Regions from separate parts of the Mus musculus genome. Here regions 2, 3, 4, 5, 6 and 7 are each linked to region 1. A link is a loop called in an ENCODE intact Hi-C map of the cell type or tissue named here. Cell type or tissue: left cerebral cortex. All regions are shown on one strand. Region 1 holds the start of 4930543E12Rik (RIKEN cDNA 4930543E12 gene). Region 2 holds the start of Arntl (aryl hydrocarbon receptor nuclear translocator-like). Region 3 overlaps Arntl (aryl hydrocarbon receptor nuclear translocator-like). Region 4 has its middle 30 kb from the start of Far1os. Region 5 has its middle 45 kb from the start of Pth. Region 6 holds the start of Btbd10 (BTB (POZ) domain containing 10). Region 7 overlaps Arntl (aryl hydrocarbon receptor nuclear translocator-like).

Region 1 (4,000 bases):
AAAAGCCCTTCCAAGTGAGAGCAGCAGGTATTCAAACCCACTGAAGATTAGCTATGATTAAGACAGAACAATGTGGAAAATACTCAATGTGCTATGCAGAGGAGGGGGCAGGCAGACTTGCAAAATGTGTGCTCATTGTGAATCTGTGAGAATCTGGAAGGCAGGCAAAGTAGGAAAAAAAAAAAAAACAATCCAACTCTGATTCTCGAGGTAGGGAAGCCACTGTCACTTTCTAAAGATGTAATGCCTTGGGTGTGTCTCTATGTGATGGACTCAGTTTAGAGGGCTGACCTTTACCAGCCTGAGTAGTGTGTGCTCAGAGTTTAAAGACAGTCGTCTTTTTGCAAAAATTAAATTAAATCACCGTTACTGTGCACATTTGTGGGGTATGGGCCCAGGCAACTTTTAAGAGCAGGTTCTCTCCTTCCGCTGTGGGATCCAGGGTTCGGACTCACATCATCAGACCTGTACAGCATTACCGGGCCTACAGGGCAGGCACTCTTACCAGCTATGCCATCTTGCCAGCCCCCGAGGCTGTGTCCAGTCCATCTGTCTTGCCTGCTAGTTCCAGAGAATCAGCGGATAGCAGGTTTCCCATCTGCAGCTACCAGACCTAATACCCACCCTTCTCAGAGAGACTAGCTGCAGTCTCTGTGCTACTCAGGCTTGTTTACAATAGCTGAGAACTCGGACGTCAGCCATCTGAACCTTTGCATCCCTTGCAGTCTGTCCTTTCCAGGAACCCCTCTGTACCCTTGAGCGAAATCTTGATACACACGCCCCCGCCACCTCCGAGCCTTACAACAGACCCTCTGGAATTACTTGCTCCACAGCCTCTGAGCTGATCTTGCTGTGCCTATGTCTCTCATGCAGCGTCCTCTTCCAGTCCACCGTTACTACTGCCCACGCTCTGGAGACCAGAGCAGCAGATTTATGGTCTTCCTTATACTCATCTCTGCTTTCCACACTGCTAATCTCAGTCTCACAAGGATGGCTTAGCCACCACGAGGACAGCATTCTTTCATGAATTCTCTTTTCCGTCCTCCCATACTTCTGTGCCGGTCACTGGCCCCACACACTACCAGCAGAGCTCTAGTTCCGGTCATTAAGGACCTAAGACTTATTATTAATTTTCTTTAGACAGGGTCTCCTGTAGTCCAAGCCGGCCTCAAACTCACAATATAGTTGAGAATGACCTTGAACTTTAAACCTTCCTGTTTCTTCTCCAAGTTGTGGGATTACAGATATGTGTCACTGTCCTGACCCAAGCCAGGGTCATCTTGGAAAAGGGAACTTCAGCTGAAAAAAAAAAAAGTTTCTATCAGATTACCCTGCAGGTAAGTCTGTGTGGAATTTTCTTGACTAATGATTAACGTGGAAGTGTCCAGGACACTGTATGAAATGCCACTCCTGGGCAGGAGACTCTGAGTTATGTGAGAACGTGGGCTGAGCAAGCCATGGAGAGCAAGGCAGTAAGCAGCATTTCTCCATGGCCTCTGCTTCGCTTCCTGCCTTCAAGTTCCGGCTCACATTCCTGCCCTGACTTCCTTGGACTATGATGTGGAAGTATAAGGCAAATAAACCTTGCCTTCCCAAGTCGCTTTTGGCCGTGGACTGAATCACAGCAACAGGAAACCAACGGAGACAGCCACCATGCCTGGCTTATGAGTTTATGGGAATGGATCCCCAGCTTCGTGCATGTTAGGCAAGCAGTCTTACAACCGAGCAACATCTCAAGCCTCGGATGATGATCCCTCTTCCTAAGTGATCCTGGCTTGGCAAAGGGTGGAGGGGACACAACCAACAACAACTTGGAACTGAGTCCTGGGCTAGCCTCTGCTCCTTTGATCATTTTTAAGGATACCCATTGTCACTGGTGGGATTGAGAGCTCTGGTGCTCCATGAGAAAAGTGTGGTTTCAGAGGGAGCATAGATGGACTGGAGAGGGTGAGAGCAAAGGGTGGAAGGCAGAGGCTAGGGTCACATCCTGGGGCAGAGGACAGAGCATCTGCCCGGAGACACCTGAGAATGACATTCTCCACTTTGCTGGTTCCCCTACATCCTTCTCTCTGTGAATGGCCTAAGAAATTTAGGTCATGTGCGCCACCTGCTGCCCAGATTGTGAACGTCATGCCAACATCCCGACTTGTTTGGGCAGTTTCCACCCAGCTTCTTCTCTAACCAACTCTCCCTTAGAGCATGCTTGCCCAACACGAGTGGATATGAACCCACGGCAGCTAGGGTGACTTCGGCTTGTTCCATCAAGGTTTCAACCTCTCATTTTAATGAATGTCCTAGGGAGGCTGGGGAGACCCTGGAGTAAGCAATAAAAAGATGATTCTGCAACCCCAGAGCTCTTAGTCTACTTGGGAGGCTGAGTGTGAAACACATAAGCAACTGATTAAAGTGTCAACATTGTGATAGAGACAACAAGGACTTGGAGAGTATCGTGAGGCCCACTGCTGTATGCTAGCGAGGTAATGGTGTTTATCTGGCCCTGGCTGGCTTTTCAGGTGGGTGGAATGGAATACACAACATTTGAGGATATTTAAGCATTTATCACCTCTTCTGGAAGCAACAAGAAGTGACTGTTTATACTCTGAGACAAGTCCTCCCAGGCATTTTGAGATGTGTTTGTAGGTACATCTTTGGAAAGGGTGTGTCTGTCTGCCATTTGCCTTCATTTGCTACACATCTTATTTTAGAGACCCCCTTGTCTGTTGTTGAATGAAGAGCTACCTTTTTAACCCTACAGAGTGTTACTTTAATTTCAAATGCTGGCCATTTTGTTTTCTAGTATCTTGCTGTTACAAATGGCATGACCTCTTCACAGGGCCTTGAGGGACTACAGGGAACAATCAGTAGCAGGTAATATTCAGTGGCCCCAATTCCTAAGTGCTGAGGATGTGACACAGTTGGTATAGGATGTGCAGGACCTGGGTTCTATCCTCGGCACAGCATTAAACTGAGGTTGGTGATACATGCTTAGACTCCCAGCCCTCAGGAGGTGGAAGCAGGAAGATCAGAAGTTTAAGGTCATACGGCTACCTAGCAAACCTGAAGCCAGCTCCGGCTACATGGGGACTTGTCTCAAAAAACAAAACAAAACAAAAAACAAAACAAAACAAGAATAGCAATCACTGGACAAATGACTCCTCTCAAACTGCACAGCATCCCATTGGTCCCACTGCTTGATGTGCTGTTGTCCCCTCTTCAATGGCCTCTTGGGTTCATATTCAGTTTTCAGCTTGAAAACATTTTCATGTATTTCCATATCAAAGATTCCTAGAGATAAAGTTGATTGGCCGAACAGCATCTACATTTGAATTATAACTGACACATTTGATGATCCTCCCAGGAGACACTATCAAAGAGGCTACAGGAAGGAGACCATAACAAAGAGATGGCACCAAAGTGACTGACACTCCTGCAGCTCAGTCTTCAGAAAGTAATCTGCCTTTGACCTTGGTCTGTCTTTGACATTGGTTTGCTTTGTGCTTAGTCCACACGTGCGATTTTTCTCTCCCAACAACAGCGACCCAGAATAAGTGGAATGAGCTGCTCTTTACAGCAGTCCTCTGAGACCAACGTTGTTCCTACCTTTGTTTCACAAATAACAATACAATCCCCAAGGCTAATCAAAGTGCAGGGGAGCTCGGTTTTTATCTGCTGTGTCCCAGGTAGTCAGAACCCAAGCTAGAACTTGGGCCTCTGGGATCGCTGAATTCATCCTACTACTCTGTTGCCAGGCAACCTTTCTTGCTTTTGACTCTTGTACCAATGCTACTTGTTGCCATGGCAGTGCTGGGACAAGGAGCAGTAAGTTGTAATTAAGCGGCAAGCTAGGAGAAAGGGGCTTTTATGTCCTTGTGTGGGGGTGGACAGGAGAAAAAGCTCCTGGCACTGCAGTCAAGGTGCAAAGAGGGACACGGGAAAGAGCAGGTTGGTGGCTGGGGCAGGTGCTCGTCATAACCATCACTGAAAACTGTGTGTGCTGGTG
Region 2 (4,000 bases), 63 kb before region 1:
CCACCCAGGTACCGGACAGCGCAGGCCCGACGGCTGTCCGTGGGCCTGGTCCAAGCCAGCCAGGGGATTCCCGGGGTCCGCGCCAGCCCCAAGACAGGCCATAGGGACGTACCAGTACGGACTCCCCGACTTGACGGAGACGCCCTCCCCGCCCCCACCCGGCTCCCGAGGGAGAAGTGTAGAAGGGTTGACCAGGCAAGCGCCGCATAGCATCGTTCTGCCCGCGTCCCGGCCATCTCCTCGGGGATCCAGAAGCTCCCGGGGATGTATCCCGGAGCTCTTCCCAGGTTCGGGTCATTGCTGCCACCCGGTACTGCTGTCTCTTTAAGAGGCCGCTGGCCGCCCCCTCCCGAGCCAGGTGGTGATGCCCGCGCGGGGAAGGTGGGCGCACCCGCTGACAGCGTCCCAGGGTCCCCCCAGTCCTCCCCCGCCCGCTGTGCAGCCCAGGCGGGGAAGATGGGGGTGCGCGGGAGCGGCGCCTTTAAGGGGCGCAGCCTCCCCGAGGCTAGGTGGGGGCTGGGAGCCGCACGGGCCCTTTAAGGCCGGCAGCGGGCACGTCGGGCAGGGCTCCCGGCGGCCCGGCTGCGCCGCGGGCGGGGGCGGTGCGCCCGCCCGGGAACTCGCGACCCCCGACGGGACGCCCCGAGACGGCTGCTGCCCGCAGCCATGCCGACACTCACCGTGGCTCGCTGCGAGCGCCCGCGCCCGCACCCGCACTCGGATCCCGCGGCGGCGGCGGCGGCAAGTCCGGCGCGGGTAAACAGGCACCTCCGTCCCTGACCTACTTTCTGCCTTCCCTAAATGTCGCACCACTAACCTACTTTCCGACCAATCCGCTCCCCGCCGGCCCAGGCCCGGCCCCCCGCCCACCAATCGCTGTGCCCAACCCCCCTTCCCCGCCCACCAATGGAGGAGCCGCGCAGCCCGGATACCTGCCTCTTCCCGTTAGCCAATCAGAGAGAGCGAACGGAGTTGTCTTGGCGGACAACCCAAACCAATTCGCGTTCTGCTCTGCGTTAGGCTAGCCAATCGAGTGACCGATAGGAAAGCCTCTGACCAATGGCAAGACGGCAGGGCTGGTTTACCTGCTACTTTCCCTTCACCAATCATTTGGCGCACAGAAGCACACGCCCCGAGGAGTGGACCAATTGGCACGCTCTGTGGATTTCTTGCCCCAGCCCTCGGTTTTCCCCCTCAGGTCTAAAGCTCGCTGAGGCCACTGCGTTGCGGACTCTGCGAGCTCGCCGTTGTCCCCTGCTCCTCAGCCGCGTCCCTGGCTAGTGACTGCCTCTCAGCTCTCCCTCCTCCTCCGTCCCCTTCCTGGCTCGCAGAACACTGAGAAAACGCCGCATCTCTTCGCCCATCCCTCTCCAGCTCCATCTAGGAAACCACATTTTAGGAACACAGAGTGACAGAACCTTCCTGAAACCCCTGGCTTGTCCTAGTCGGAACCACAGCGCTAATAGCTAGCGCATTTAGAAGACTTTTCCTTCCGACGACTAACCGGATCGCGCGTTCTTTTTTTTTTTTTTTTTTTTTTTCTCTTGACCTCCAAGCGTCCAGTGGAGCTGTCATTCCCGATCGGAAGAGAAGTCTCCCGGGGGTGGTGGCGTAGTCTGTAATTCCAACCCTCAAGAAGCTGAGGCAGGGGCATAATCGCGAGTACTGAGCTAGCCGGGGCCACAGGGTGAGACCTGAGCAAGATTCTATTACATGTTATGGACATGGCCCTAGCAAATGTACTTTGCAAAAGTATCAAAGGAGCGGGAAAGAAAGAAAAGTTGCAAAGTTGTTTGTTTGGGTGGTTAGTTGTTCTGTTGTAGCCCTAGCTATCCTGGAACTCCTGTAGATCATCAAGCTGGCTTTGAATCCAATTCACAGAGATCCGCCTGCTTTTGCCTCCCGAGGCACCACCTGCTCAGAGATTTATTTATTTATTTTTAAAGAAAGAGACAGAGAGAGGGGAGGAAGAGGAGGGAGGGAGAAATAGAGAGAGAGGGGGAGAGGGAAAGAAGTTGTCTTGTTTCTACCTTCAAACAACTGGCAAACCTTCTAAATGTTAAACTTCCTGATAGCAAGGCCACTTCGTCCTTTTTGAACCATGTGTGCTCCCTCCCCTTTAGCATGTGCTGGAGGGGCCTGGGTGGGGTGTTGGGGATAGGGCTGACACCCAGAAAGTACTCTGCAAATGTGGGCTGGATCCATGAACAAATGGGATCAAAACACTCGACTCACTTATGTGAAGTGGACCAGCTCGTGTGACTATAGAATGAATTCTAGACAGGCAGGTTCCTGGGACACAAGGCAGCATTTCAATGCTTATAAAGCCATGACCCATGTCCAGCCCTTTGCAAGGCACACAGCCTTGGTTGAAATGTGAATTGGCTTCAAGACCAAAGAACTTCATGGGTAACTTCCCACTTCCCCTGAGTTTCAAAGCAGATTTATTCTTTCTCTGTCCTGTTCTGTGAAGGAATCTCTCTGTGTAGATGGAACTTTAATACAGCATTAGAAAAGATATTACTTACAAGATGGAAATGTGGGCTGGATGCTGACCTAATTAAATGGACTAATAGCTAGCTAAGTACCAGTAACCTGAAGATGCTGGCTGATGCATCCCACAATATCTCTCTACCGTGTTGTGTGCCGGGCATGTGCTAAAAGCTTTCCCTCCTTTTTTTTCAACCCCTGTATCCTGACAACCACCCTGTGCAGAAAGCAGTTCTTACCCCATTCTACAAATAAAGTGTCAGTCATGTTCTAAATGTGGCTTCCACGCTAAAGGCTCACATCAGGCCAGTTACCAAAAAATGGTGCAAGGCTCTCAACTAGGCCCAGACTCAGGATTTTTACCCATGTCCTGAAAGAAAAACTAGGAACTTTGCATTCATTTTCCAGGTAACAGAAAGCCAACAGAGGAAGAGATACTACTTAACACCAGCCAAATTTGATAGGGAACAATGGGCTCCTTAATAGGGTCCCATCTTGGGAAGCCTGCTGTTCTTAGACAGGGTAGGGCAGAGGTGTCTGAACAGATGCATAAAAGAACAAGATGGGAGCCCTAAGTCACACACAACTCAGTCTCAGTCCACAGAGATTTGTGGCTGCCCAGAGAAAGAATGCTGTCTCCGGACAACCACTGAAAGTCTAAGAGAAAGCAACATGGGCTGTCTTGATCAGTACCCACATGGAGTTGCCTGTGACTGAGACTTGGCAAAGAAAAATTATCACTGTGCACAAGGAGAGAGATCAGGATGTAATGAGACTAGAAACTATGCCACATGAGGAAAGATGAAAGGAAACAGAAGTTTTTGCCCCGGGGAGTACAAGGTAGCTTTCTTCACATATTTGAAGAGCTGTCAAATAGAGGAGAAATTAGACTTACTCTTTGGGGCCCGGAAGGGATGGAAGGACAGGATGTGTGGGTGGAACCTCATTGGAATCAACAAAGAGAATTTTATAGTAACTCTAGCTGCCTCTGTCTTGATGATACATTGTCCTACTACAAAAAAGGTTCACCAAGGAATAGCTGGCCAAACCGGGGATGGGGGTGGGTTAAGACTCTAGCCCTCCATGTGCCTTGATTATCTTCTTTTTTATCTTGCTTTTTTCTACCACTAGTAGACAAAGGATGGCTTCTCCTTGTGCAAACCTGGTTTTTTTATGGTCAGTTATATTTTCCATAGTGCTTCTCTTTGTTAGAAACCCAAACCCGTTTATCTTCTACTGGCACCTACTTTGCCTTTTATTCTTTACCTTCCAGAACAATGAATTTATCAATTCTTTCAGAACAACTAAAAAGTCAAAGTAAGTACTCTCAATCTAAGTTTCCTGAGCATGAATAAAAATCACACAACCGGGCTGGTGAGATGGCTCAGTGGGTAAGAGCACCCGACTGCTCTTCCGAAGGTCCAGAGTTCAAATCCCAGCAACCACATGGTGGCTCACAACCATCTGTAACATGATCTGACTCCCTCTTCTGGTGTGTCTGAAGACAGCT
Region 3 (4,000 bases), 170 kb before region 1:
CTTTGTTTTCATATAAGTTGAGGTGGCTACAGTTTGGAAGTGAGCTATTTTTATAATATGTCTAAGCTGGTAGCATGGAAGAAGTCATTATAAGAGCAAAAGGACATTGTAAACATAACAGCAGGAATGTGTTTAGACCGCTGGTGAAGTGGATGAACCAGCCCTGTAGCATATGAAGATTTTCTTCCTAATTATCAATTGGGAACAGTACTTATAGAACAAGGGAAACATTTATTAAAAATATTTAACTGTCTAATACATTATACTTTAACCCATATTTATAGTAAAGGATTCTTACAAGGAAGAATAAACAGCTTTATGATACAATTAGTATAAGAAATATCCACATGGGGGACTTCTTTGTAGTGTAAAAACACCATACATCTGAAATGACCATTTTGCATATAAAAGCTACCAATGATGCTTCTGTGCACAATGATTAAAAAATTCAACACAAACAAAATCCAAAATATACAATTAATGCAAGCTATCCACAGCTAGCCCAAACTCAATGATGAGGAAACACTGGAGCAGGTTTAGTTCCACTTTGTCTGAAGTTACACATGGTAGATTGACTTGTATCAATGGCTCTGAGGTGGCTTTTATGGAGTCAGTACATAAAAGCTGTTCTCTCTCTATCCAGTAAGCTTCACAGACTGTAAAACTTCACCATTAATGCACTTTGATACTGCAGCTGTTGCCAAAGCAAATGTAGTGTCTACAGCGGCCATGGCAAGTCACTAAAGTCAACGGGGCCACCCAGCCCCGCATCTGCTTCCAAGAGGCTCATGATGACAGCCATTGCTGCCTCATCGTTACTGGGACTACTTGATCCTTGGTCGTTATCTATCATATCGATGCCTATGTGGGGGTTCTCACCTGTGGAAGGAAGAAAGGACTGTCAGTAAGGAATAACAAAGCATACTTATATTTGGAAAGCAACTTCTCAACACACCAATAAGGACGTTTATTTAACAAGAGCAAGGGGTTATTTGGGGGATTCCATTGCCATAACTTTTCATTGTTACTACCCTTTCAGAAAGAACATCTAAAAATTAAGGTCAAAAATCCTTAAAATGCAATAATAATTTGAGTTGAACCCATTTTAGTATTTTGGTAACGAGTTAGTCAAGAGTTGGTTCTAGAAACAATGGCAACTAAAAGCAGATTGAGAAGGGGCTGGGTGCGCTGGAGTCACTGGGGAACTCAGTGCCTCTGCAGCTGTATGGGCTCTCCCTCGGAAAAACTGCACTATGTGGGAGAAAACCTATGCCTGGGCGGCTCTAGATGCACATGGGTCCCTGGAGTATTTAAACAGTTCACACATCCACTTTGTTATCCACTGCTTCAAAACTAGCTTGTGTAATCAGTTCTTAAACCCTCTTTGTAGAAGATATTTTGCAAACTACTCACTCATGGAGGTGAATGATAACACACTTACCAAGAATAGAAGAACTATCAGAATAGGGATACCCTGGGGTCTCCTGAGCCTGCCCTGGTAATAGTCCAGTGGAAGGAATGTCTGGAGTCCCTCCATTTAGAATCTGCAAATAAAAGGGGACAAAGTAAAGTTTCCCACTCAAATAGAAAATTACTATCATATGCACTGTAACTTAAGAAGACGAAAGGTGTTGGGTGGGGGGATTTCAAATGGGTTCAATTTCCTATTTTTTCCCCCTATCAAGCAAGGACCTGTTAGAACAGTCATAATGAGGGGGAACAGCCTCCTCTATAAACTGTTTTCTCTACATAGTATATTTTCTCTACACAGTACATGAAGATATCAAAAGCTGGGTAAATCAGCTAGCTAGGATCACAGCACCCATGTATTTATTTAAAGCCAAGGCTTAAACATCACTGATCCCAGTGTAAGGCAGTGAGTGACACATGCCAACAGATAACTGCTGAAGTAATTGAGGTCAGTAATAATTTGTGAAGAGAAACAACTAGGACAAGAAAACACTTAAGTACTCAGAAATCCACCTGCCTCTGCCTCCCAAGTACTGGGATTAAAGGCATGCGCTACCACTATACAGACAAACCCTGACTTGAAAAACGAGGAAAAAAAAGCATTTAAGTAAATCTTTGATCATCATTTGATCATCAGGTATACCAGAGGCACTAAATTAAGTAACCTGATTTTCTCTTCCTAAGATGTGATCATTGCTATCATTCCTCTATAGGAGAAGTTGAACTGTCTTAAAGTCCCATTCCCACCCCCACCAGAAACACTCTGACCTGGACTGCCAAGCTTCCCTGCCCTGGGCTAAGCTTCAGAAACAGCCTTGGAGAGGTAGACAGAGTTAGGAAACAATGGCTGCTGGGTTTCAGAAACACCAATTTCAGACCTTGCCAGCAGATGGCACTGCAACTTGGTTCTTTACAGTTCAGTTGTACAATATGGGGATCCCTGTACATTCATAAAAATGACTGTTGCTCTCCCCGCCCCCGAAATGTTTTAGGTAGGGTTCATTCATATAAATAACATGATTTTTGAAACATAAACTATGAGCTTGAATAAAAGTATTTTAATGAAAAAGCAAACATTACAAAAACCTTTAGAAGTGTGTTAATGCTTTATAACTTGCAAATATAATGCCTGGCTTAAGAGAGTTCCGCTAGATTCTTACACCTGTTCCATTCAGTCTGTGTAAATGTAATTTGACATGTATAAGAAAATTTTAGCCCCCAACACACAGTGGTTATATGAAGTCTTGCCTTTTCGCCAATTCTAACATTCTTTGATGATGCCTCAGCACGTAAGTATATGTCTCATAAGTGTTCACTAGAGTGTGGAATTCCGGTGAGTGCCTGTTATGTTAAAAATCCATGGGTATATCTTGGCATTCAGAAAGAATATTTCTTTGGTGATTTTGAAATAGTCTACACTGATCACTTAGAGAGTATTAGCTCACTTAGAATGGATTGATCTTGGGTAACTTTGAAATAGCCTGTACTGATCACTTATAGCAGCCTTTTTCAACCTGTGGCATTATCCCTTAGGGGTCAAATGACCCTTTCACAGGGGTTGCATACTAGATATTTACAACCTGTATCAGCAAAATTATAGTTATGAAATAGTAACAAAAATAGCTTAATGGTTGGGGGCGGGGCACCACAACATGAGGGTCATAGCATTAGGAAGGTTGAGAACCGCCGACTTAGAGGGTGTTGGTCAGCACATCTTTTAAGTTAACGTGAAACTTTTGTCATTGTGTAAATCTGAGGAAGGGATTGAGCTCCAAGTAGCAGGTACAAGTTTTCTGAAAATCCCAGGCTTGACTGAAAGCCCAGATCTGACCACTGCCAGTTGTTTTCCTTGAAGTTGCAAATAAATGGGAAGGAGCAGCCAGTTCGGCTTGTGACAGAACCACACAGGTACGCTTCTTGAAGCAACGATAGTGAGTGGTAGGTATGCAGTAAAGCTCCATAATTTTTCATTTTAATAGTCTTTTCAATGTTTATATGAGTGCTTTGCTTATATATAAATACATGTTAAGTATATCACATGTGCAGTGCCCATGGAGGCCAAAAGTGCGGTGTCAGCTCCCCTGGAACTGGAGTCACAGACTCCAGTGTGAGCAGCTATGTAGGTATTAGAAATCGAACCTGGGTCCTCTTAACAGGTGCTCTCGACAGCTGGGCCATCTCCAGGCCCTCTGTTAGTCATTTCTAATGCTTCATTGAGGACACTGTTAAGCTGGCTTACATTTTATTGTGTGTGATAGAGAAGAATACAATGATTTCTAAGAGTTTGATGACATGGGTTTTTATGGTTATCAGTGCAAACAGATACACATTGAAAACTGGTAACTTTTTAACATTGTTACGCAAATAGCTCTAACTTAGCAAATCCTAGAAAGGGTCTTGAAAGTCTCTTAAAAGGTGACATCTGCTTAACTGAATTTGGCTTGATGCCTCTGCATGTCCCAACTCCCCCAGGGATCTATGGAGGCTCAGCCAGTCTCCCCTTTGCAGCTTGATCCGAATGGAACAATGT
Region 4 (4,000 bases), 450 kb before region 1:
GGATCCAATCTTTGACAAGCGAATACACATAATAAACAGATTAACCCACTGCTGAATTCACAATTTGGTAATGGATCAGGAGACAGTGGGAGGTAGGACATAGTAGAGGATGGAATAAGCCTTTGAGGAGTGTTTCATCCTGGTTCCTTCCATTTCTCTCTCTGCTTCTTGGCTTCTCTGATGTGAGCAGCTTTCTCTTCCACATGTTCCTACCACCATGATGCTCTGCCCTTCTTTGGGCTAAAAGCAACGGATCCAGCTGGCATTTGACACAAACCCTATGCAACAGTGAGTCCCAACAAATCTGCCCTTCTTTCAATCGCTGCCGTATCTCTCATAGCAATGAAAACTAACAATTATTATTTCAAGATGCAATGAATGCCTTCTTCAGTGGGGCCCTGTGGAGGTGATACAGTCCTGCATTCATCTCCAGAAATATCAGTTCTTGTCCCAGATCCTGGTAAAATGACAGCTGCTGTGGATGTACCAAAGGGAAAGGAAGGTCACTGCCTTCTCCTCACAGAAAACGCCATTTGGGGTCTACATAGAGAGCAATAGGAGGCTTGTGAAAATAGGCAAGGCTTTCACAGATATAAGATCAGAGAATTCAGCTCTGGGAAGCAGGTACAGAGTCCTGGTTCTTGCTATCATGGAGTTCTATTGGGACCTTCTCAGAAACCATCTTCCCTGGGACTCTCACACCACACCATCCTCTTTGGTTGCTGAAGCAACCTCTGGCCAGCTGCTCATACAACTCCATAATCCCTGTTCATGAATTTTGGGTTGGATTCTTCAAGGTTGCCAATATTCCAAGAATACGTCCCTTATTCTGCCCTTAGCACAACCAAGCTTGTTCCTTCTGGGTTCCTTTCTCCTGACATCATGATTGCCTGCAGTTAATCTTGACCACATCCTCTCAGATGTGGAGAAGTCAGGTATCCATGTCTGCACTGTGAAAACTTCTGGTGCTCTCTAACTTGAGATGAAGGCCACTAACCTTCCTCAAGAAACCACAGGGTGTTCAGATCTATCTCAAAGAAATTCTTCTCAGATTCTCTCCTCAAGCCCCACCTCCTCATACAAATGGCTGAATGGGGGCTGAGGCTCCCAGTCTGACTGCAGACTTCTAGTCAGTGAGGCCAGCCTAGATGCAAGGCCACCCTCTTTCCTTTGGAGTTGCACCATCTGACACAGCAGCCACATGCCACATATGGCCAATGAAAACTTTGAAGAGTTGCTGTCCTAACTGCAATAGCCCTGTGAGTATAACCATTACCATCATTTATAAACTTAGTAAAAATAAACGAATGTAAAACATCTCATTATTATCTTCATCATGAATAGGCATGGGACTCTGTGTAACATGTTGGGTTAATAATAATACAGTTCATTACAATTGATCCCATTTCTTTCCTTTTAAAAATAAATATGGCTACTAGAAAAAGTTAGACCACATACACAGCTTGTATTAGAGCTCTACTAGACAGCACTGCTTTTAAATATATGAACACGTGGCTTCTTTAGGACTTACCTGAACTAAAACTCCAAGGTATGACAAGTCCAGTTCAAGGGCCTTCTACATGGTATCTGGAGATCTCACAGTCCCCTGTCTGGCACATTCTAAACACAGGATAGTATGAGGGAGAAGGAGGAAATGGAAGAAGAGGGCTGTTTTGTAGTAGTAGTAGTAGTAGTAGTAGTAGTAGTAGTAGTAGTAGTAGCGGTAATAGTAGGCAATGCCATTGAGATTACTCATCTCTGTTAAGCCCTGTGTAAATAAAAGCCATTGCTATTCTGCTGACCTCAGGTTGCAACATGGTTTGAGTGAAGTAAAATCTCTTTAAACTGTAAATAGCTTCATAAATAGTGGTTGTCCTGGTATTAATATTCATAAAGATAACTATCATATTTTGGCATGCAATGTTGTAAATGGTTAACAACTGCTCTGGTGGCCTGGCCCTGGGCCCAGCAGCCATTCCTTACATTTAATTACATCAAAACCTAATACCGGGTCTGACACTAGATGGCAGTAAAAGCTGAACTTGGTTCTGCGTTGGTCCCAGCAGCACAGCCGGCCTTGCACTGGAAAATATGCAATCTCCCTGAGGAACCTCCCTTGCCCCAGGAGGACTCCTTGAGTTAAAAGCCTCCTGCAACTCAAGTTTGATGCCAGGCACTGTGAAGAACACAGAAAGCTTCTACAACACAGAACAGCTCTTCAGGAGCACTAGTGTGTTAAGAACAATTACAGGAGGACACAATTTAGAGCTGAACTCTTGCCTGGGGCCCCAACAGACCAGACCAAATCAAAATAGAGTCATTAGAGCTTAATACCACATAAACAGAAAAGGTGAGTGTGTAAATCAGGGCTGGAGAGATGGCTTAGTTGTTAAAGGCTAGGCTCACAACCCAAAAGGTAAGTAAATTAGCCCCAAAACATACTAGCTTTCCAGAAACAGATTCCAGTCTACATAAGCCAAAAAAAGGAAGTTCACTCAGTTCACTCTGCTTCCATCTCCTAACTTTACCTTAGGCCCTCAGCTTCCTTCACCTCTTCGGTTACTTTGTCTCATTGTGCAAAGCTTAACTGTTCTAACATTGTCAGACATTGTCTAACAAAAGTGAGAGCTTCTGCTCTTTTTTTTTGTTTGTTTGTTTTTTTTTTTTGTTTTTTTTGTTTTTTTTTTTTTTGTGCACCTCCACTGGCCTGCTGGGTCCTAGGACACTGTACAAGACAGGAGAGGTCCGTTTTGTTTGTTTGTTTGTTTGTTTTTGTTTTTGTTTTTGTGGAGGTGGTCCTTGTCTCCAGGAGCTTACAATCTAGCTCAGGAGACACAACTAATGCACACTTAAATCAGTACAATTAACAACTACCACAATACTGACCACAACTGCTGCGTGCCACCAGGAAGAAGCAAGATCAGTGAAGGGCCCCGGGTCAGAGACGGCGTTTTGGTAAAGGTGGGATTCAATTACGGGTTGGATATGTCCGAATCCAGTGACAGACTTTGGGAAGGGCTTTGGAAGGCAGGGGAAAGAGAGTATGAGGGAGCAAGGCAGGAATATGTGTGCCATAGGCAAGGGACAGCAAGAGGGCCTCACTAGCTTTCTTAACCCTCTTCCTCCACCACCCACGCCCTCCACTCCCACCATGCTGCATGCAGTTGGCACTTTCTCTTTTGCACTGAGATTCAGGGCTTCAGCTGGTGATGTCAGAATGTCCATTCTGTTGGTTGGTGGGGTGTTGGATCTCCACGGTAGGATCTTGCCCGGCTGAGATGGGAGTGTTCAGACTTGGTCCGATCAGAATGTGGTGCCTATGCTCATATCTCGAGGGTTGCTCCCCTCTCCCCCCTTCCTCTCCCACCGGCCGGTAGTAGAACAGGGACAAAGGGGCTGGGAAGGGAACTGATATCTTCATCATTGTCTGGTGCTGCTTTTCTGGGGGGCCTACCGGCCTCTCACTGACCTTGGCAAGTGCTCTTCTGATGAAGGAGCACAGGGGACCCCCCCCCCCATTCCTGCACTGCACTGGCTCCCATGCTGGGTGAGAAGTACAGGAACACCTGATGACATAGCTGCCCAGGCCTGGGAGCTGGGGCCTCAGTTGGGGGCTCGCTGCCTGCTGTCCCCCAGCACCTGCTGCCCAGTCCAGGACACCGTGTGCGCCAGCTTCTGCAAGGAGTACCTGAACCCATGCAGCAGCACTCGGAAGATGTACCAGCCAATGATGAGCAGTTCTGCCGGGGCTGCTGTTACTGCTGCCACGGTTCCGAAAGTCTGTGGGTGGTCAAGAGCAAAGGTTCGCCGAGGTCTACTGGTCTTGAGTCCACTGCTGGGCACAATGGCTTCTGTTCAATTTTATAGCCCTGATTCACTAACCCTGAAGAAAAGTCATTGATATTTATGATGAAATTTGTTGTAATTTTGTCTTTTGAGAAATGTAAGACAGGAGATCGCTCTTCCTCAAAAAGAAACAAACAAACAAAGAACACATCTA
Region 5 (4,000 bases), 290 kb before region 1:
ATCCAGATTTAAAAAGAATGCCTCAGGTTGTTTCTCAATGGAACAGAAGCCTTTCTGTTGACAAATTCTAACTTTCTCCAATGCTTTTTCTTTAAAACTCCTTTCCAAGATATGAAGTAGCCATGTTCATTAATTCTTCCTGTCTGCCACTTTACACCTGGTGTAACCATACCGGCTGGGACCTTGCAGTATCACACACATGGAAATTTCCTTAACCATTTTGCTCCAAAAGGACAGGGAAGCATAAAGGCAGCTATCATGTCAACACTGGACAGGCAATAAGGCCTAACAGAATATTCTTTCTGTTTTATTCTGTTTTGTTTTTCTGAGACAGAGTTTCTCTCTGTAGCCCTAGCTGTCCTGGAACTCACTCTAGACCAGGCTGGCTTCAAACTCACAGAGATCCATCCACCTGCCTTTGCTTCCAGAATGCTGGGATTAAAGGCATGAACCACCATGCCCCATTCAACAGAAGATTCATAACGTAGCTCTACAACAGTTTTATCGTCCTATTGAAACTTCCTGGACTCAAACATTCAATGGCTCTATCTTCATCAGTGTTTATCAGTGTGATTCAACCAACACAGGCCAATTATTAGTTTCCTTGTCACATTCTTCACTCGACAAAAGTCACATGACAAGGTAATTGTCCCACAGAAGTAATAAAATCACTGCTGGACAGTCATAAAGAAGGCAGATATCAAGTGCTCTGACTGCAGAGGATAAATGGAGAAACAATTCCACTGGGTGTCTGGCTTTAGACATTTGGGTCTATTAGTTGTTCCTCTTTAGTATCAAATAATAAGACGTCTTCATTGCTACTATCCTACAGTGACAGGGCAACCTAGCCCTTTTCCATTGCTCCCTTGGCTTTCTTCCTTTGTGTTATCATTATTTTAGACATTTATATAAAGTGAATAGTGCAATTCTCAACTTTATCTCTGATTTTTAAAAATTTATTTATTTTCTGTGCATTGCTGTTGCCTACACGTATGTCTGTGTGAGGGTGCCAGATCCTCTGGCACTGGGGTTACACACAGTTCTGAGCTGCCATGTGGATGCTGGGAATTGGACCCTGGTCCTCTGGCAGAGCAGCCAGTGATCTTAAGCACTGAGCCATCTCTCCAGCCCCATTTCTGCTTCCCTGCCCCCATTTCTGTTTTTTTTTTAAATTTAGTGCAAGGTGTTTTATAAAAAGCAGTTTGGGTGATTTTTGCATTCCTGAGTCTATGTTTACTCATCTTTAGGATGATAATAATATCTACTTATAAATCAAACTGAATATTCTGCATAAAAGCCCCTGCAAGCCTCACAGTTACATAGCATTTACTTTTTTATTCGAGAGACCTGTTTTCAAATACCAGCTCTTATGCATCCAGAAAACAATGGACTCTCGAGAATGTTTGTTAAATGCCATTCAACCCAAACATATTCTTTATTACACAATCCAGTCACTGTGTTAAACATAAAAAGTCAGGGGCATTTAAAAGGACAAAGCATCAACAGTCCTTTTGTCATCTCTTCCAGAAGGTTCTCCTTTGTCCACTTGGTGGCAGCATCGCCCGAGTCACTAACAAGAAGCCACACCAGGACCCTCCCTTGACTTTTCCAAAGGACATCTTCAAGAACTTTCACATTCAAGCATTCATTCTCTTATAGAACAGAGCAAAGAGAGGTGACACCAGTCACAAGCCCAGGAGCATCTTTCACTTCTATCACTCACCGTTTTTTTAGTCTTTTTTAAATTTTAAAGAAATTATCAACTCTCTTGTGCTAGAGATTTAAAACTAGAAGACACCCTGTCAGTCAACTGAGGATCCATTATTGATAACAGAGGTTAAGCTAAGCAGAAGACAAACTTGGGAAGGTAAAAATGTAATTACTATGTTCCTAAGAAGATCCTAAAAGTACTAGAGGAGAGAAATTCTAAGTTTTTTTTTTTTTTAAGTATATTTGGTGCTTTCATTTCTGAGAAAATCAACTGCAAATTCCAGTGTGGAGGACTGAAGGTATAGAGTCAAGGACTGGTTCCAACGCTGGTGGACTTCCAGCCCCTGCTCTGTTGGATCACTCACCCATATACCTCAGCTTCTTCACTCTAGTTCAGTTCGGGGCGGTGCACTTAAAAGTCAGCCTCAATGAGATAGCCTCAGCATCTATCACTAACTGGAATTTGAGAAGTTCTGAGAAGTACACAATCCTTTGACTAGTACCATTATTAAATACAAAATATTTCATCCATTTTTTTCTTCTAAGAACTTCTAGGCATAGGTTTTTAGGTTCTGGATCCCTTCTGGATTATTCTGTGGAGTCCCTGTGTGTGCCGGGCTAACAACCTACCATTGGGCTCTCTCTCTACTCACTGAGTTAAATTTTATATTTGGTTTTATATTTGGTTTAAAGTACAGTTGAAGGCCACTCCTTGAGCATTAGATAGTTTGTGCTGATGGAATTTTATCCTTGCCCAGCAGGCACTCTTCCACTGAGCTCTATCTCTTGCCCCATGTCCTCATCTCAAAAAATACACGTTTAAATACGTTTGCCACCTTTTAATGGCTTGTTTTCTCTGCTACATAGCAGTTGGTATATATGAGATATTTTGAAGATATGGCCCCTTTTCACTTTGTATTTGCCTTTGCTGAAGTTCTGCATTGTGAAGTCTCCTTTGTATGACCAGTGCTGGTTTTAAGAAATGTTCTTCTACTTTGGGATAATGAAAGTTTTCTTCTGTGCTCTCTGCCAGATCTCTACTTCCACCCTCGACATGTGATTCTTTGTATTACCTGGATTGACTTACACAGGAAGGATTGCTTCATTTTTATTTTTCTGCCATGGGCATATCCTCTTTTTATTTTCAGTCAGGTTTATTCTTTAATCTACTTAATCCCCAGGTTGTGAAGTTACTGTTTTATCCACCTTGGTTCTGGATCATAGGTCACTCGGTTGAACTGATCGTAGGTCACTTCCTTCTGAATTCTCCTTAGTGAGTTTAAGCCCTTGGTGAATTTAAATGACAACAGGCTAGCACAACCACTTTCAGCTCTGCTGGTACAGTGTGAACATCCATCTCAGAGGTATTTACTATGATTTTTGTTTCTATGGCTGCATCTTCAATGCCAACCAGAAAGATCCCTTGCCTAACGACATTATTTGTGACTAGAGAAGACCATGGTCCCTGTAGGGACCTTGACTTGTCCCAGACAAGGTACATTATATGTTTGAGCACAGTCTGGAACAACTCACACCTCTTGAATTACAGACAGGAATGCAGCCACGGGTCAACAGGTGATATCTCCCCACTCTGTGGAGCCAAGTCACCTTTCTGTCACCTTCGAGTCCCACTTCATGAAAGTTGTAACAGAGAGTGCATCAATTTCTTCCTTGATGCAGTCACAAAAATCACCCCTTGGGCAGCTTTTCAAAATACAAGGAACAAAGTAATGAGTAGACTTCCATCTTTCAGAAGCCAACATCACTGCCCCAAACACTATTTTTTTAGTTTTCTAAAACAACAGTCTTGCTATGTAGCTCAAGTGGGCCTCAAACTCACAGTCTTCATACCTGTAGGGAGCCCTAAATGAAGTCTGGAGTGAATTATGTTGTTAACACATGTATGGTCAGGTCAGAGACTACAACACCTCTGCCCCATAAGAATGGCAAAGCCTTACCTGGAGAGACACAAGAAGGATGGCAAAGCTTTCTTCAGGAGTCCAAATGCCAGTGTGGTAAAGACTAGCAACTACAACTTCTTGTTCACAGCCTGAGACTGGTCAGCTCCTACCAAAATTAGCTAATCTCCCCTCCTGTGCTGTACCTAACGCTGAGCTTCTGGATCGCTGGTGGCCGTAGGTACCTAACGCTGAGCTTCTGGATCGCTGGTGGCCGTAGGTGTGGCTCAACAGAGTGCTCACTCCTACCTGACTCCAGCTTTTCTGTACATGTGTTTCTCCTTTCTTCAGTCCTTCATTGTCCCTAGAAAGGGTTCCAAGGACTCAAGTCA
Region 6 (4,000 bases), 230 kb before region 1:
ATCCCTGGCCAAGAATATTCCTGGCTGGCTGGCTGGCTTTCTTTCTTTCTTCTTTCTTTTTTATAAAACACAACACTGGACGTTTTTTGTTTTTTTTCTTTTCTGTTGTGTAGCTCATTTTTGCTGTGTGACAAGTGTGACTTAGAGATTTAATATTAGCAATTAGGATTGCAGTGTAATAAAAGAACCTTGATTTGGGATAGATTTCAATTGGTCATAGATATAATCCCAGTACTCAAGAGGGCTGAGGCAGAATAACTACTTCAAGTTGGAAGCTAACCTGAGCTAAGCTATATAGTGCATTTTAGGCCAGCCTAGGCTAGAAGTATTTGAGATTGCCTCAAAAATCAAACCAACCAACCAACAACAACAAAAAAAAAATCAATTAACTTAGGTTATTTAGGTTGTGAGATTTGCACAACTGATGAAGTGCTTGCCACACAAGCACTAGGAACTGAGTTCCTAACCAGTGCTGGTGAAACAGACACAAGAGGATCCCTGGAGCTGGCTGGCTAGCCAGCCTAGCAGAATTTAAGAGCTCCAAATTCAGTGAGGGACACTGTCTCCCAAAATACAGTGGAGGATTACTGGGAAATGCCAACATCAATTTCTGGCCTCCACAGCATGCACACATATGCAACTGCATACTCACATAACTGCCTGCCTCTGCCTCTTGAGTGCTGGGATTAAGGGCATGCACCATGGCCTGGTCAAAACCTTTCATTAGAAAAATGACAGCTTCAATTTAGACATAAGGGAATGAAGAATCCAGTTTGATCTTTACCCCCAACTTGTGCTACAGTTACTTTATTTGAGATAAATTACAGAAAACTGTATCAAGATTGGGGAGGACTTTGCTATTGTTGAGGGTTTCCTTGAGGTTTCTTTGAACATTATTCATATTCAAGCCTCATTAGCTTGCTCTTTTTACAATGTTTTTAAGATTTTCAGCAATTTCCAAGAATGTAGAATGTTGGCTATAAAAAAACGTGTACACTATGTAACAATAATCTTTGTCTTCCTTTGGTCTCTGATATTTAAGCATTTTCAGGAGGAAAGTATGCCTGCTACCAGTTTTCCACTTCAAATGATAATTTACTTAGCATAAATGTTGGTTTGAAAAACACGTGGTATCACATATGGGACCCAAGGAATTTTTTCTTACAGTAACTAGATTTTAAACAAAGTTCTTTTCACAAAACAGTTTTCTTACCAAAATACTGAAACATGTATTGGGTTTTGTTTATGCCCTTCCCTCTCTTCTCAAAATGGGGGAACTTCTACTGATCTTTAAAATTGGACTCAAATGCCACTCCCTAGTGGAGGGCTGCTTTTTGAGATGAGATCTCACGTTAGCCCAGAAACACCTGGAACTCAATCTTTCAGCTTCTGCCACCCTTCGCAATCCCAAGACCAGAGGAGCGAGCAACTGCACTGAGGGGTTCTCAACAGGATTGTCTCAGATCAGCTCCTACAGCTCACTCACTAAGGGGAGTATGTTCTGTAGCAAGCATAAAGAGGATTATCCGTTCCTCTGTGGGTCTGAGTCCCGGGAGGGGAGAGTTTTGAGCGCCGGGGAGGTGACTTCCTCACTTTTCCATCTCTTTTAGAGCCTCCCATCAGGCACACGGTGGGTTCGGTGACACCGGAGTGCTACTTTGGCGAGCTTTTGCCCGCCAGAAACTCAACCCATTCAGCTGATTCTCCGCGTCCCAGAGGTGGCGCCACCGCAGGCGTGTCAGCTGGTGCACCGGTTCCCGCCAACAACAGAGGGTTTCAAACCAAGCAGAGCGTTGCAAACCAAGCGGCGGCCGCGGGGAAGCGGCGACCTCCGGACCACCGCCTGCCAACGCCTCGTGCTGCCCGTACCAGCTCGCGGACCCCGCGGAGGAAGGCGACCCGGGCGTTCGCCCTGCTGACAGAAACGCTCTCCTAGAAGAAGACTCCCAGGCACTGCTTTTACTGGCCCGGAGACGCCGTCCGGCTTTTGCCTAACGGTGACAGGAAGCGTGGAGTGAGGGTGTGCTCAGAGGTGTGGAGGTGGCCTGAGACTGCTCTTGGCTCACCGCGCAGAGAAGCGCTCGCGGGGAAGCTACGGGACAGCACTGCCAACCGAGACCGCGGAGACACTACTCAGGCTCTCAGTGCCCCGGTGACACGCCTACTGTGGGAGGAGCTCCGTCCTTCGCGCGAGAACTCGCTTCGCCTCACCTCTTCCTAATGCGAAGTCTCGCGAGAAGCAGCTAAGGAGCCGGCCTGCAACCTGCCGGGGCGGCTCTGGTAGGCGCAGCCGGTGGAGCGGCCGCCTCACACCTAGCACCGGAGGGGTCCGGTTCAGTGGGCGGAGGGAGCGGAGCGTCGCTCTCTCTTGGAGCTCTTCCCCAAGACCCTCGGTGGACGTCTCAGGGGCCAGCAGGTTGGAGCGGGCCGGGTGCGGGCGGCTGGGTTTGTAGTGGAAGCCGAGGGCGAGGCTAGCTGCTGTGAACCGGGCTCCGGGAGGCTGGCGGCGGCTCCAGGAGCGTGGGGCGCGGTGCTCGGGGCTGCCCGCTTGAGCACCGGGTCCGGAGAGGCGGGGAAGGGAGCTGCTTTTTGGGTTAGGAGTCTGGAGGCCTTTTCCCAGGGGAAAAAAAGCTATTTTCTCACACCTCCTTTCCAGGGCAGAGTAACCCAGTGCCCCGCCCCTTTCCTGTCATCTTTGGGTCACCGCGGCGACAAACCGAAGAAGGCGCATCACAATAGGGCGGTGAGTAAGGCTCCCAGTTTGGGGATAAGGTGGTGGGGGAGTTGCCCTTTGGATGGAGGATGAGACACCTGTGATGTGCTGCTGTGTGCTTTTATTCTGTAACCGTTTCAACGAGGGTAAAGCTTGGTTTCCCACTCTAACTTGCCCAGAAAAGGTTCAGATTTATTCTCTGTGAGTCACAAGCCCTCTGACACCCCTGATTTTGGGGTATGGGCTGGAGGGGACCTGAGATTTCACTTAGTTTGTCAATGTGGGTTAGTGTGCTGTGCCTAACCTCGGTCTTTCCCGGGTTCCCATGTCTTTTTTTTTTTTTTTTTTTTTTTATCTCTTTAAAATTTTGAGTCTTAGCCTCTTATTGGTATTTGGAGTCCACGACCAGGCTATAAAAAAGTTTTCCACTTTGTGCATTTAGTATAGGAAATTATTTTATAGCCATGTAAGAGTCTGCACGCTTTTTATTTCAGCTAACAATCTGAATGAAGCAGTACAGTGTATTGATTGGCAGTTGGGTTTCTTTCTGTTCTTGCCTGCCTCCCACTCTTCTCTTGCCCCACCAGCCCAATTTGATCCAAACTTTTTAGAGAGGGGTTTAGGGATGAATTTTGAATGAAATAGACTGTAGAAATTGGATGGAAAGATAAAATAAGACATGTGAATGTAAAGACTGAACAAGTTTCTGCGCTGGAGAGTCCATCTAGAACTCAACCGTGGGCATTGAACCAAGGACTGATGCTGAATATTAAGCAGAAAGCAGTAGAAAGTACTTGGAAAATTACTAAATGGGAGGTAAAGATGAGTTAATATAGTTTTCGAGGACAGTTAATTTTGGAGATTTTAGGCTTAATCGTTTTTTCTAACACAGAGGTTAGTACTCAGCGCTTATTCTTATGGGTTGAGAAAAGGTAAGAAGGAAGCTTCAGGAACATGAGGGTGGTTAGGACCCAGAGCAACGGAGTTCAGAAAGTTCTGCGAGATGTTTTGCTTGTTAGACATTTTTTCACACTATTCAAACTTCCAGGTAGGCTTTTTACCTCCTGTATTATCCTCCCACAAGTCTGAATTTTGTTCTGTTCTTCACAAAGACTTGTGTATTTTTTTAAACATTAAATGAAATCACAAAGAACTGTGGTCTGCTTTGTGACCATTTACATTTAAATGGTCTCATGGAGTGTACAACTGAACTGGAGATACTCTGTCTCTCAGAGAGATAAGAATGAGTAAGTTTCACATGCCTTCAGGTACTAGGCAGATAATGAG
Region 7 (4,000 bases), 110 kb before region 1:
ATGCACAGCACATGTGCTGCACCTGCTTCCACGAGGAAACGTTACAGCGACCATAGAGCTTCTCTGTGGGAGGGGACGTCAAGGATCAACCGAAGTCACCTTTGTCAGAATTCCCATTCTTGTCATCCCTAGCACATGACTAATGGTGTCCATTGTAACTCATTCTTCCTACCCATCAAAACTATTCAACTCCCTTAGTGTCTTTGTCTTCTAGGATTGTGACCCCCACTCCACCCCCAGAGGTGCAAAACACAAATCAGTTTAGTCATTGGTCCTGAGTGTCTGTCACACAAAAGGGCACTGTTGGGAGCTTAGGAAGCTTGGAGCTCCCCCCACCCCAGTACCCCTTCTGCTGTGACTTACTTTAATCTGGGCAGCATCCCCTCTGGAATAGTGATTACAGTATGGTGGGACTGAACCTGAGGGTCTCTGCAGATCCTCCTGGCTTTAGCTACAAGACCACAGCCAAAAATGCACAGGCTTTGGGCTTCCTGAGACTACAGGGTAACATTCACCCAGTGCTGGGCCCACAAGACAACACAACCCCAGTGGTTCCTCAGGGTGGCACAGATCTGCTGCTGCAATGAGCCAGACTCCTGAAATGGGTGGTTAGAATATTGGGATCTGTGTGTGTGTGTGTGTGTGTGTGTGTGTGTGTGCAGCTAAGTATAAGGGACAATGAAGAGTGATTTTTATCTCCCTCCGAGGACGCAGAAGTGCGCCACGCTATATTTATCCCTTCTGTCTCCTGATTTAGACCAGAAGTTTTTCCTGATCAGTCCTCACTTGCCAATACTTTCACTCTACATCTAAATGAAGAACCGAAGTCATGTAAGTTCACAGACTCAATGGACAGCTGATTTACAAAGCCCTTCGAGAGTGGCTGCAGGCTGATGCTGGCAACCCCATAATTAGATTCTGCAAGCTTTGCAGTGATTTTTTTAACTGTTTTTTTAATAACTCAGTCTTCCTTCTGGGATGAAGGGAAAGATAGAATTTGTTAAAATTAAATTGAGATTTAGTGGCTTTTCAGCCTTCTGCTGCTCGGTGCTCTAAATATTCTATAAATAAGAGAAGCCCTGCCCTATAGTGCACTGTAAACACCCACAGACACTCAGAGCCAAATTCTTCCAATTATGACCCTGTGCCTGTTGCCAAGCTACTGCAAGGACCTACTTGAAAGGCAGCCATCTAGGCCATTTCCTGATTAAGCTGCCTGTAGCAAGGAATCCAGGCCTGCTGCTCTGGCCTCACAGCCAGTCCCAAATAACAGATCTGTGTTCCTGAATTAAGCCTTTTCCTTGTGATAGAATTACAATTCAAAGGTTACTGCAAAACTCACTATGCGCCCAACCATCCTTTGGCCTGGGCTGGGTGTCCATTTAAGATGGAGGGCTGTCACACTGAGACTTTTAAAATCAGGCAGCCGAAGTGCAGTCCCAGCAGCATTTCTAATTGTGTTCAACAAATCAAGGTCAAACAAAAGTAGGTCAGCTGTCAACATGACAGGTGAGTCAGATACTGCAGGCCCTGCTGTACAGCTGCTTCGTGAACAGCAGGGGGCACCACTACCCAGTGCAGAGACTCAAATGGTCCTTCAACAAGTCCTCACCACACCCTAAGCAGTGGTGCATGGGGCAGGGTCCTGGGTTTACTGATTAGCAGCTCAAACATCAGTGCTTTCTGGCATTCACCAGACTGCAGAGCCCTTAAAGGACTGCCTAAGAAGCAGTCTGTGAGCGCCATGTGTCACTGAGATTACTTCCAGCTCCTTAGAAACCAGGATGCTCCAAGCAGTGTGGAGCAAAATGAGCTCAGGCTAGAATAGAAGCAATCTGCCTCCCAACAGGAGGCTCCCTGCTCGCTGGTGGCTCACTTGGGTGTGGACTCAAAGGGCATCATCTGAGGCCAGTGAGATGCTCTGGGAGCCAGTTCCCACCCCAGAAGGGAAGGATCCACTCTGAATGGCAGCCTCTTGGTGAGCTGGCACCTCTCAAAAGAGAACTGAGGTGTTAATGTGGGCCGGCTCCCAAAACTCATAGTGTAGACCAATATAGTTATAGGGACAGGGTTTCGAAGTGGACCTCCAGGAATGCTGGGAAGCGGGGGCCACAAAGCACTGAACCCCTTCAGAGAGGCCTCAAACCAAAGTGGTCCTTTCCACCATTGTATGTGTCACAGGGTTCTATTATCTATTAACTGTTAACATGTACATATGAGTGTTTGCTCTTAGCCCCTGAGCATTAGGTCAGAGACACTCTCTCTGCTTTGCTTGGTTCCCTCGGCAGAGTCACGGCAACATCTCTGGCCTTCAGTGAGTACTCTGTACATACCCACAGAGGAAATGAGCATGTGCACAGACCTCAGCAGGGGTCTGGAACAGGAGAGCCCCCATGCAATGCTATGAAACTGGTCTTTGTGCACAATGGGATAAAGCAAAGTTCAGGGAGGGTGCCTGTCTGCTCATCTTTAGTAAGCAATGGGGATGAATTTGAAAGCCAGGCATGCAACATTCCAACCCTGCTTCTACAGTGAGCACCCACGGCTTTTAGAATCTAGAAGCAGCAAAGAGTAACAACCTTTGAGGAGGAACCCACTCGTCAGGAAGAACTTTTCCATCAACCACCTAATTAATATACGCCAGGCTCAGCTCCTGCAACCCAAATCCAGGTCCCGACCCATCTTCAGAAGCACTGACAACCACAGCCGGAGCAGGGTGGAGAATTCTGGGCCTCCTCTCTGGTGGTGACAGTCATCATAGCCGTCGCTGTTAGCAACAGCAGGCTACTCCACGGTTCTCTGGAACAGTTCCAAAGAAAGGCCCGCAGGCAAGTCTGGGCCTGGCAGTGGTAAGGTCCTTGGAATTTGCCGTTTCCCAACCCAAGAATCAGACACTTGAATAGATAAGAGGGAGAGAGGGGAACACAATGTTTAAAACTGAAATCCCCCAAGTCTTTAAGTTGACAAGTGGCAACTGGAGTTGACCTGAATTGAGAACATTAATCTCTGCAGAAGCTAAGTTTATCCCCATTATAATCTATACACCACAACAACACTCCAATCCATCTGATATTTTGGGCCGAGCACCCCCACGCACACCAGGCTGTCTGCTAGTTGCAAGCTCTGCCTTGAATTCATGTGCAAAGCAGCAGGTGCAGCTCACCAAACGGCCAGGCTAGCGCTAGTACGTGAATCCATTTCCCAATTATGAGAAATAAATGCAAGTCGCAAATGTCATCAGAAGCAGGTATTTCCAAATGCTACCAAGACGTGCTACGGCCCTTAGACACAGCATCCTTTAGATGTGCTAAGCCCTCCACAGTTGCCAAGGAGCAAAGACATGGAGACAGAGAGTACACAGCCTGACCCTGGGTATGGAGGTGCAGCTGGAAGTGGCAGGCTTGAGGGCAGTCCCTGATGAAAGAGCCAGGCTTGTGGGTACTTTTCTTCTTTTGGGGGCGTGTTTACAAACACTACCAGCTTCACAAGGTAATCCTACACACACACACACACACACACACACACACACACTCCCTGAAAGGATAAGGAGTTCCATACTTTCTTCTGTCACTTTTGTGACACTTAATTTAAGTCAACCCTACAACATAAATGACCACCCAGGAGGAACCTGCTTCTCACAGCACATGGATTGACAATGACGAGTATGGGAAATTGTACAAGCTCCTATGTGGACAATCCAACCATGGAGGCTTTTTTAGTCAGTGGCAATACACAATGACGATGTTAGCTACCCAAGCTTAGCTTAGCCATTTGTCCTATGATACGGACAAATGGCGCACCCAGAGAAAGAACAGGAATGCCAACATGGGGACCAGAAGTTCCCAGACAAGAGGAACTTGGGAACAGCAGTATGGGACAGGGTAAAAGGAATGCAGGGTGCTACCTGTGCAGTGATGTTAATAGGATATTAATGGTGATAATAATCATAGCTGCAATGTGCTATCAGTGACTGACAGAGCAATATTTAACTCACTGTAAG

Evidence for each region. Peaks named below come from ENCODE experiments on the same cell type or tissue, not always from the same donor. Only the 100,000 strongest peaks of a DNase experiment are listed, where the experiment ranks them.
Region 2: it touches region 1 in a loop (6-fold over the local background); 14 of 42 quality-filtered maps call a loop at or near these places.
Region 3: it touches region 1 in a loop (8-fold over the local background); 20 of 42 quality-filtered maps call a loop at or near these places.
Region 4: it touches region 1 in a loop (3-fold over the local background); 6 of 42 quality-filtered maps call a loop at or near these places.
Region 5: it touches region 1 in a loop (2.5-fold over the local background); 6 of 42 quality-filtered maps call a loop at or near these places.
Region 6: it touches region 1 in a loop (9-fold over the local background); 3 of 42 quality-filtered maps call a loop at or near these places.
Region 7: it touches region 1 in a loop (6-fold over the local background); 41 of 42 quality-filtered maps call a loop at or near these places.

The regions. Positions count from the first base shown.
Region 1 is chr7:113,141,816-113,145,815 of GRCm38, reverse strand. 4930543E12Rik (RIKEN cDNA 4930543E12 gene) reads left to right here and starts at 3,801. Exons shown (of 6, transcript NR_045978.1): 1 at 3,801-3,997. In left cerebral cortex, a CTCF peak has its summit at 2,105 (motif pointing left); DNase peaks (open chromatin) are centred at 2,111 and 3,763.
Region 2 is chr7:113,204,325-113,208,324 of GRCm38, reverse strand. Arntl (aryl hydrocarbon receptor nuclear translocator-like) reads right to left here and starts at 860. Exons shown (of 20, transcript NM_007489.4): 1 at 681-860. In left cerebral cortex, no CTCF peak of the experiment used is centred here; DNase peaks (open chromatin) are centred at 450, 1,032 and 1,643; H3K4me3 peaks cover 2,088 bases; H3K27ac peaks cover 1,518 bases.
Region 3 is chr7:113,310,338-113,314,337 of GRCm38, reverse strand. It overlaps Arntl (aryl hydrocarbon receptor nuclear translocator-like), which reads right to left. Exons shown (of 20, transcript NM_007489.4): 19 at 1,442-1,544; 20 at 212-879. The coding sequence ends at 719. Among named protein-coding and RNA genes, the nearest start is that of Gm33721, 51 kb to the right of the region's middle. In left cerebral cortex, a CTCF peak has its summit at 2,355 (motif pointing right); DNase peaks (open chromatin) are centred at 2,364, 2,717 and 3,087; H3K27ac peaks cover 317 bases.
Region 4 is chr7:113,592,628-113,596,627 of GRCm38, reverse strand. It overlaps the pseudogene Gm33828. Among named protein-coding and RNA genes, the nearest start is that of Far1os, 30 kb to the right of the region's middle. In left cerebral cortex, a CTCF peak has its summit at 2,016 (motif pointing right); a DNase peak (open chromatin) is centred at 2,031.
Region 5 is chr7:113,432,040-113,436,039 of GRCm38, reverse strand. No RefSeq gene overlaps it. Among named protein-coding and RNA genes, the nearest start is that of Pth, 45 kb to the right of the region's middle. In left cerebral cortex, a CTCF peak has its summit at 1,540 (motif pointing right); a DNase peak (open chromatin) is centred at 1,553.
Region 6 is chr7:113,367,615-113,371,614 of GRCm38, reverse strand. It overlaps Btbd10 (BTB (POZ) domain containing 10), which reads left to right and starts at 2,276. Exons shown (of 11, transcript NM_133700.2): 1 at 2,276-2,416; 2 at 2,657-2,743. In left cerebral cortex, a CTCF peak has its summit at 1,717; DNase peaks (open chromatin) are centred at 1,773, 2,200 and 2,676; H3K4me3 peaks cover 2,058 bases; H3K27ac peaks cover 519 bases.
Region 7 is chr7:113,248,443-113,252,442 of GRCm38, reverse strand. All of the region lies in intron 2 of Arntl (aryl hydrocarbon receptor nuclear translocator-like), which reads right to left. The region is part of intron 2 of Gm33721 (a long non-coding RNA gene); the gene reads left to right. Among named protein-coding and RNA genes, the nearest start is that of Gm33721, 11 kb to the left of the region's middle. In left cerebral cortex, CTCF peaks have their summits at 1,558 (motif pointing right) and 3,185; DNase peaks (open chromatin) are centred at 1,142, 1,688, 2,815, 3,067 and 1 more place; H3K27ac peaks cover 3,302 bases.